2 separate regions of the Homo sapiens genome follow, and region 2 is linked to region 1. A link is an interaction called in ENCODE POLR2A ChIA-PET data of the cell type or tissue named here. Cell type or tissue: endothelial cell of umbilical vein. All regions are shown on one strand. Each heading gives the region's core, and the rest is flanking DNA. Links, peaks and the distances in the headings are about the cores only.

Region 1 (4,404 bases), core at 299-4,298:
TTACTGAATGATTTCTCTTCACAGTCTCACTATCTTACCTCACATTCATCTCTGCCTTCTGCAGTAGCTGGTGCTTCACATTTCTAGGACTTCCCAAGTTCTAAGTACTTGGAATTCAGGTTTCCAAGATATGCTAACTCCTCCATTCTCTGCATATTCCTAAATTTTTTATCTTTTTTATTTTATTGTTTTTCCTCCCAGATTTTTTTCTCTTTGTGGTAAATATCATTTTAATTCCCCTATTCTCATTTTAGTGAAGGTTAAAGAGACATCATTTTTAACCAGAACTCCCTATAAGTGATCTATGGAAAGAAAAAATTAGCAAGAAAAAGACATTTGACTAGTTGCATGAGTCAAGGGTTAAGTAAAGGAGAGGATGAAATTTGTGATAATTTAAATTTAGCTAGTGGGAGGTTGCAAACAAAGACTCCTCTCTCTGTAAGCTAGAATTCTTTATAGCCTTAAATTTCCCAGGTCTAGTTTAGTATTTATATTTATTTTCCTCACTACTTTTTTACTGCAAAATATTCGGAAACCATTTGTAACTTTAAGTCACACAATTCTAATTTAATGATTAGGTTAAAGCAACAAAATTTCCTACTAATTTTGTAGCTCTATAACACTCAGATATTGGCAATCCTATATGGCTCAAACTAATACTTTAACATATTGTTTATGGACATACTAGAAATTGTACTGTGTATGCTAACTTCTACACTGGGATCTAGATTTTGTACCTCTGGATCTTTTCTAAGCTGAATAAATATGTTCATACAAGGTTGTACTCTGGTTAACATTCTGTTTATCAAAAGACATGATAATCATGTATATGAAACATGAGAAAATTTGAATCAGTTAAACTGAAAGATCTACTTAGAAAAACATCTACTTCTTCTCCGAGTCACATTCTTGTGAATTCTGGCTTTTTAAAATTATTTTTGAAATTTTAGTAAGATTACATAAAACAGCGCCATGTAAACTATAAAGGATCATATACAAATGAAGCACATTACTATTAGTAATTATAATGCACCACCAGAAATAAGAGATAGAAGGCCCTTTAACCTATTTTGACTATGAGACAGGAGGATAGAACCAATTCCCCCAACAGCCAGGGTTCAGTATTATTAATAATGATAATAAAATGAATCTACTAACAACATACCAAGCCTTCACAATATGCAGGGCACCGTACTAAGTGCTTTATATAAGTTTTCTCATTTAATCTTCACAATATTAATCTCTACTCCTATTCCTCTATTTAGAAACCAGACCTGGAGTGATTGAGAAACTTGAAGGAAAATCACACAGTTTGAAAGTGACATAGCTAGTGTTCAGAAACAGAGTCTACACTTTCATTACTATCCTCCACTGCAGGATAATTCCAGTGCAAAGGATGATCTGTTTGTTTTTTTTTTTGTTTTTTTTTTTTTTTGAGGCAGAGTCTGGCTCTGTTGCCCGGGCTGGAGTGCAGTGACTCGATCTCGGCTCACCGCAAGCTCCACCTCCCGGATTCATGCCATCCTCCTGCCTCAGCCTCCTGAGTAGCTGGGACCACAGGCGCCCACCACAACACCCGGCTGATTTTTTGTATTTTCAGTAGAGATGGGGTTTCACCATGTTAGCCAGGATGGTCTCGATCTCCTGACCTCGTGATCCGCCTGCCTCGGCCTCCCAAAGTGCTGGGATTACAGGTGTGAGCCACTGTGCCCGGCTGCAAAGGATTATCTTTAAGTTAAACATAGAAATAAGGATGTAAAATGGAATTTAGAATTCTGAAGTCTATCAACAAGGAAACTAGTGCTATGAAAAGCTAGGTAATTTGTCCACAAATACCCAGTGCTACCTGCGGACAGAGCTAGAAAAGTGCCCATATGGTCATTTACTTCACCACCAAAGTGAAATGCACCAAACCAAGGGGAAATGACTTCTCTGGGAGTTTAACAACTCTACTTTTTTTTCCCTCATTTAATTATAACATGGTCTGTTAACTTGCAACCCTCTATTTGATGTCTCTTCTTTTTTCAGTCTTTAGCAAATTCCACATCGTATTTGGCCAAATCAGACATAAAATTAACATCAATTCATTCTCAAGAGACAAAATAAAACTACGATTTTCTAATCGTAGTTACTTTTCTCCTAATCTTTTGCAAATGTCACCTTCTCTATGAAAATGCTATGTTCAAATGACCTGTGTAATATTTCATGGCTCTAATGCAATCACAAAATATATATTCGGTATCAAGATATATAAGATACATGTTAATAAGTCCCTCTAAAGTTGTCAAATTTACACTATCAGAATGAAAGATTCCTGAGGGCTAAATAAATTTTGTCTCTACCTTTCCTCCTCTTTTACAATGCCTGGTCTTGTTGTATAAACACGGTGTTTCAGTATCTTCTTGATGATAATGAGGTGGATTTGGCCAATCTAGCTATTTAAAAAGTCTGCTCTGTTCTTTTAACTTAGTTTTGTAGATGTATAACAAAACTAGTTATGGAAATTCTCTGAGATTTAGATAAATCATTTTTTCACATAAAATTGGTGCTACAGAAATAATATGTGGACTATAAGCTTTCACTATTATTGAACATTTGGCCATATCTATGAACTATTGAGACAGTTGAAAAAAAAGCCACAGCTGGAACTATATCGAGCTCAACTCTGCAACTTAATTGTGAAATAAATACAATAATAATAATTGTAACAGCAGGACCTAAATCATGCTGGTGTAACTGCTGGGTTTGTCCTCAGATATTAACTCTAAAGGTTATATTCATTGTGGTGCCACCTGTTTGGAAAGAAGGGCACATCAGGATTTTGAGTACATATTTTAGAGTTTTCCTTTGGTACTGTACCATATAATATGGAACACTAAAATCACAATAAAATGTGTCTGCTTTGTGTGAAGGTAAGTAAGTGCCAAGCTTATTGTAAGGCATTTCAAATCTTGGACACAACGCCTTTTATATTTCAACTAATATACTGGGCTGTTGGGCTGTGCTCATTTTTATAATTACAGTAGTTTCCTACATAAACAGTTTTAAATGGACCCACTGCAACATGCCAAGAAATAATTAGCTCCTATCATTTAATCTTATATATTTATATGTATCATAGCATATGTTGGCACATAACATTCACTTACTAATTCAAGCATCATCAAGTAAGTCTAGATCAGAAATATATTTAGCAGTTCCACCTCTACATACTCTTTCAGACTGAGCTAATTAGCCACTAGTTACAGAGAAAAAGATAATACTTTCTAAAATATATATTTAGATATTTTCTAAAATAACTTTACTTTGAAATGGTTTAAGACCACAAAACTTGCAAATATAGTACAGAGACTTCTCACGCACCTTTTACCCAGCTTCTCCCAATGATAGCATTTTAAATACCCATAGTACATTATCATCAAAGCTAGGAAACTGACATTGGCACAATACTATTAACTCAAATACAGACCTCATTTATATTTCACCAGTTCTTACATACATCCTTCTAAATAAATATTTATTTTAATCTGGCTTAAATCCTAAGTCTTATGGTAGGCAAGTATGTTTTATAGCGGTTTTAATATCATTCAAAATTTTCTAAATAATGTTCAGTGTAGTAAAATTATAAGAATGATATTCTGATCACTTAATTCAAAACTCTTTGCTTTCTGCTATGGGACTGTTGCCACAGAAAATTTCAAAAATTACTTTTTTTTTTTTTTAAAGACAGAAAGCATCTTGAATGAGAGGGCCTGACTTTGTATCCCTGTTAATATGTACGTTCTCAATTACTCCATAGAAACCATATATGAAAAGTTTAGTTCTGCTTCTTTGCTCCCAAGTCTCATTTCTTACTAGCATTTTTCTTAACATCTGGTTCAATGTTCACAGCAGATCAGCTTTCAAATACTTTTTTTTAAAACCCAGAAATTAGTCAATTTTACATTTACAATTATAGGTCCTTTAGGATATTCTAACAAGTAAAAATCCTAAAGGCAAAATGTATGTTTTCAAGTAAAAATATATGAGGTTGTTTTTTTTTGACAGAGTCTCACTCTGTCACCCAGGCTGGAGTGCAGTGGTGCAATCTTGGCTCACTGCAAGCTCTGCCTCCTGAGTAGTGGGACTACAGGCGCCCACCACCACGCCCGGCTAATTTTTTGTGTTTTTAGTAGAGACAGGGTTTCACCGTGTTAGCCAGGATGGTGTCGATCTCCTGACCTCGTGATCCGCCCGCCTCGGCCTCCCAAAGTGCTGGGATTACAGGCGTGAGCCACCGCGCCCGGCCGATGAGTTATTATATATAGTGCTTCATATTATCCATCACTGTTCCTATGCTAGAAGTCACTCACAAAAGCTAAAGAGTTGGCATAGCTATTTAGCAAATATAAACAAATATCTGCT
Region 2 (4,404 bases), core at 69-4,068, 240 kb before region 1:
GTTGGGCGGCATTACTCATGAAAAAAAAAAAGAAAAAAAAGCTGCTTCTAACCGACTTATAGAAAACTTCAAAAACATCACGGTGATTATTAGAAGAGTAAGAAAGCAATCAAGCTTCCTAAGGTCAGATATAGGAAGATAGATACCTACATAAATAGAGCCATGAATAATTTATGCTCAAGGAATTTTCGAGTAAATTCGAACATAATTGGCTGACTGCATTACCAGGGAACTTTCCTCCAGGTAATGGTGGTTACAGTCTTTGGGCCATCTGGGTTAAGTCAGGTTACTAACAAGTCAATGCAATATCGCCAGGTGCCTTTACTGTCTCTGCAGATGTACTTTTAAAAGACGACAGGCAGTCCACACCATTTGCTGAACGCTCTCTGTGTGAAAGGTATTGTATTAGGCACCAGGGAAATTTCAAGGAAAGTAAAATTTGAAACCTGAGACAGTAGGGAGCAACTCAGATATTAAAAACCAAATGATCATAGATGGGATGTACATCCATTAGAAAGCGAGAAGAGTGAGAAAGAACTAGCAATTAACGCAAAAAGAGTATAGGAGAGATTGAATTTGGGGCCCATTTTTCACTCAGTTGTGAAAGAACTAAACATGTATACCTTAGCCATGGCCTCATGGTGAGCGCAGTGTGCTTCCTAGCTCCTTGACCTTGGCTTGCTTGACCATGTGACTTGCTTTAGCAGATATGATGTGAACAGAGGCTTGTCACACTGGCAATCTGCCATGAGAACATGCCCCAGGTTGCTTCTGATCCTTTAGTCTGGGGCTCACAACCCAACACATTTAGAAACCATCTAAACTGAACTCACAGCCTAGAGGCGAACCCAGGCATGCTTCAGTATGAAGTAGAGCTTTCCAGTCAAGTTTTATCCAGATCACCCGAATTACAGTTGACCTGTAGACCCATAAGCATGAGAACAGAAGCTTTATATTCTTGTATAGTAGTTATATTGTGGCATTATTGTGGATACAGCTGACAGAGAGAGGAGTAGAGAGAGAAGGGGAGAGGGGAAACAGTATCATAAAGATTAAAGAATAAAAAATATCCTCCAGCCAAAGTCTCTCCCATTTGTTACTAGCCACTGCCTCTACTAACATGCAAAGATTAATGGGGATTATCATCCTCTTTGGTCTGTGCAGTTGAGACGTGTGGGTTGCTATTCACTGGTGTCTGGAACCCCTTTTCTAAGGCTGATAATCCATAATAGTTACAAGTATGAACTTGAATATGTTAGTAAATTGTTCTAGTCTCAGTTTTCTCTTCTGTGAAATGGAGACAATAACAGTCCTTATTTTAAAGGTTGGTGTGAGGATTAAACGGGTTAATCTATGCAAAATGCTTCCTCTGTGTTAAGAGCACAGAGCGCTCGATACTTTTTAAAAATTCCAACTCCTACGTTTATAATTATTTTCATCATTAATGTAGCTAGTTATCAGGATATTTATCTCATTCACGAACTTACTGCCAATGTGAGGAATCCCAGGGTAACCAGGAAAGTGACAGAGACTTTCCATGGTTCTAGAGTTAAACTGACTGTTAACCACCAAAGCATGGGACCAGGGAACTAGTTAAGGAAATAATCTTTCTTCCTCTTTTTCTAGCCATTTTCTGACTCTTTAAAAAATGTTACGCGGTTCTCAGAGTAATAAAACATGAACGGAGACAAATCTTCCTCTTGGCATTCTGATGCTGATGTTTACTATGAAAATCAACTGTGTTTTATCATTATATACTATATTAGTATTGCTTCAGAATTCAAAATAAATAGCTAAATATTTTTAGAAATAAATAAAACATTCTTGTTTAATTTCAATTGTTGGTTCTGATTTTTAAACTAAATTTTTACATAACCAAGCTTACTATTTTTTTTCCTATTTAAATTGGTGTGGGTGATTCATGTTAATGGAATTCTCTGACCTGAAGTTATGTGCTGTCTTGTTTAAGACATAAGCCTTGCTGCCCCCGCCTTTTTTTTTTTTTTTTTTTTTTTTTTGCCTGAAGATAACAAGGTTGTCATGAGCTTTTGTGTTGGGTTCCAGGAATAACTGAAGATGCAGTTCAAAACTGAATCTTCCTCTAATAGATGTATCTGCTCCAGATCTCCTGGACCAAGTCTTTTGAATTACTTTCTTTCCCTTGATAGCTGGTCTAGGTCGAATTCTATAACATGAACTCCTTCACTTTTCACCTCCTGAGAATAAATCCCTTCTGTCCCTAACTCACACCATAAATGAGCTCATTTCATTCCATTCCTCTTCGATTTTTTTTTTCCACAGACATTTCCTGCTCAGACTTTTTCTTTCCCTATCAAATTGCCCTCATGTTGACTAATCCTTCAATTATTCTCTCTCGTCTGCCTATTTCTATCTCATTAAAACATTAGTGCTCTCTAAAACCTATATTTATATTCATTATACATACGTAAGAAATCCCTTTTCTGAACAGAAGGGCGGTAAGGAGACTACACACGAAACTGGAAAGGGAGATATTCATCTTTTTTTTTTTTTTTGGATACAGAGTCTTGCTCCGTCACCCAGGCTGGAGCGCAATGGCGCGATCTCGGCTCACTGCAACCTCCGCCTCCTGGGTTCAAGCAATTCTCCTGCCTCAGCCTCCCAAGTAGCTGGGATTACAGGTGCCTGTCACCATGCCCAGCTAACTTTTGTATTTTTCAGTAGAGACGGGGTTTCACCATGTTGGTCAGGCTGGTCTTGAACTCCTGACCTCAGGTGATCCACCCACCTTGGCCTCCCAAAGTGCTGGGATCACAGGCGTGAGCCACCGCGCCCGGCCCGAGATATTCATCTTATCAGAATGGCTAAGTAGAAGGGAGAAACTGATTTTTCATCACTGAATGCATCTTGTGACTCTTGCTAGGTGAGATCAGGGACCAAGCAATTATAAACATTCTTTGCTAAGTTCCTATCAAAAGGAATACCCTCTACTTTGGATTTGCATGTAGCCTCAGGGACAATATGCGTTAATACTCAACTAGATAGAACATCTCCTTTCTCTCACTGTGGAATGGATTCCTCCCTTCCATTCTACTCCCATTGCACCCACTATTTACTACCACTGTAGGAGGTCATTTTTTATAGGTCTGTCTTTTGTGATTGGTATTTAAATGTCCCAAGGCAATAATTCTCTTTTTATCTTCATATTTCAGGTGACTCGTTTTTGTTAATAAATATAGGAATGAATGAATGAATACTACAGGCACAGTAAGTAACAATGCTACAGGCACCATGTCACTTCTTAGCTCAGAATTCTATGACTTCCCTTCTCACAAAGCATATATGCCAAAGGCTTTTAACGATAGCCAACCATAGTTGATAAGACCCTTCCTCGTCTGGCCCTTGGTCACTCACTGACCTCCTATCATTCACCATCTTTCTTCCTTGGCTTCAGTCATACTGGCTTCCTTGCTATTAATATTTCTCAAACCCTCTAAGCATGCTCCATCTTGGATCCTTTACTTTTACTGTTTCCTCCACCTGGAACACTTTGTCCCCCAATATCTGACTGGTGTACTTCCTCACATCTCTACTGAAATGTCACCATTCCTGACCACTCCACTAAAAGGGTCCCCTTCTCCCATCCTCTAGCCCCTTTAGCCTGCTTTATTCTTTGTTTTTAAATCAAACTTATCATGACCTGATTGTCCATCTTCTCTTGTTAAAATGTAAGCTCCACAATAAATAAACTTTGTTTTATTTACTGCCGTTTCCCCAGTTCCTAGATCAGAGTTTGATTTACATTGGTCATTCAACAGACATTTGTTGAGTAACAAAGTGAATCAATTCTTAACTGACTGAAGATAAAGTGAAGTTCATTAACTCTTTCTGGACATTAGACTAAGCACCAGGCTAAGTTCTTTCATTTTATTAGACTGGGAACAATCTTTTAAGTGCCCAGTTATTCATTCAATCAAGGCATATCCTGCATCTAATATGCAAGATGTTGTGTTAGATGCAAAATTATTTTTAATAAAAAAGTAATGCAGGCCCTATGCCCTTAAAGTGCTCACACTCCAACATATTTCCTTTCAAGATCTATGTTACTGACCATCTTACGTTCTAACTCTTGCCTGTCATGGGCATGTATGCTGCTGAGCTTAAGGTTTAAGGTAAGAGATTCATGTAATTTTATGCTGTCCCCAAAGTCCTTACCTATTAATGGAGATCATGAGGTTGGACACCTTAAATAATAATAATCACTACTTATCCTGAACAAAATAATCAACCTCATTATGAAAGCAAGAGTAAATCAAATTACCCAGTGACTGTAATGGGCCTATTATAATACCTTTTTCTTAGATGCTTCTAAATGCCTGTCAATTTCATTGCCCCCTCACAGATTGGCTTCCTCCAGGAAGCCAA

What was found. Peaks named below come from ENCODE experiments on the same cell type or tissue, not always from the same donor. Only the 100,000 strongest peaks of a DNase experiment are listed, where the experiment ranks them.
Region 2: POLR2A ChIA-PET joins it to region 1 with 6 read pairs; 2 of 35 experiments call an interaction of 5 or more read pairs at or near these places.

What each region holds. Positions count from the first base shown.
Region 1 is chrX:31,572,727-31,577,130 of GRCh38, forward strand. The region is part of intron 55 of DMD (dystrophin); the gene reads right to left. Among named protein-coding and RNA genes, the nearest start is that of FTHL17, 500 kb to the left of the region's middle. In endothelial cell of umbilical vein, for the core only: no CTCF peak of the experiment used is centred there; no DNase peak of the experiment used is centred there.
Region 2 is chrX:31,331,416-31,335,819 of GRCh38, forward strand. All of the region lies in intron 61 of DMD (dystrophin), which reads right to left. Among named protein-coding and RNA genes, the nearest start is that of FTHL17, 260 kb to the left of the region's middle. In endothelial cell of umbilical vein, for the core only: no CTCF peak of the experiment used is centred there; a DNase peak (open chromatin) is centred at 2,146; H3K27ac peaks cover 944 bases.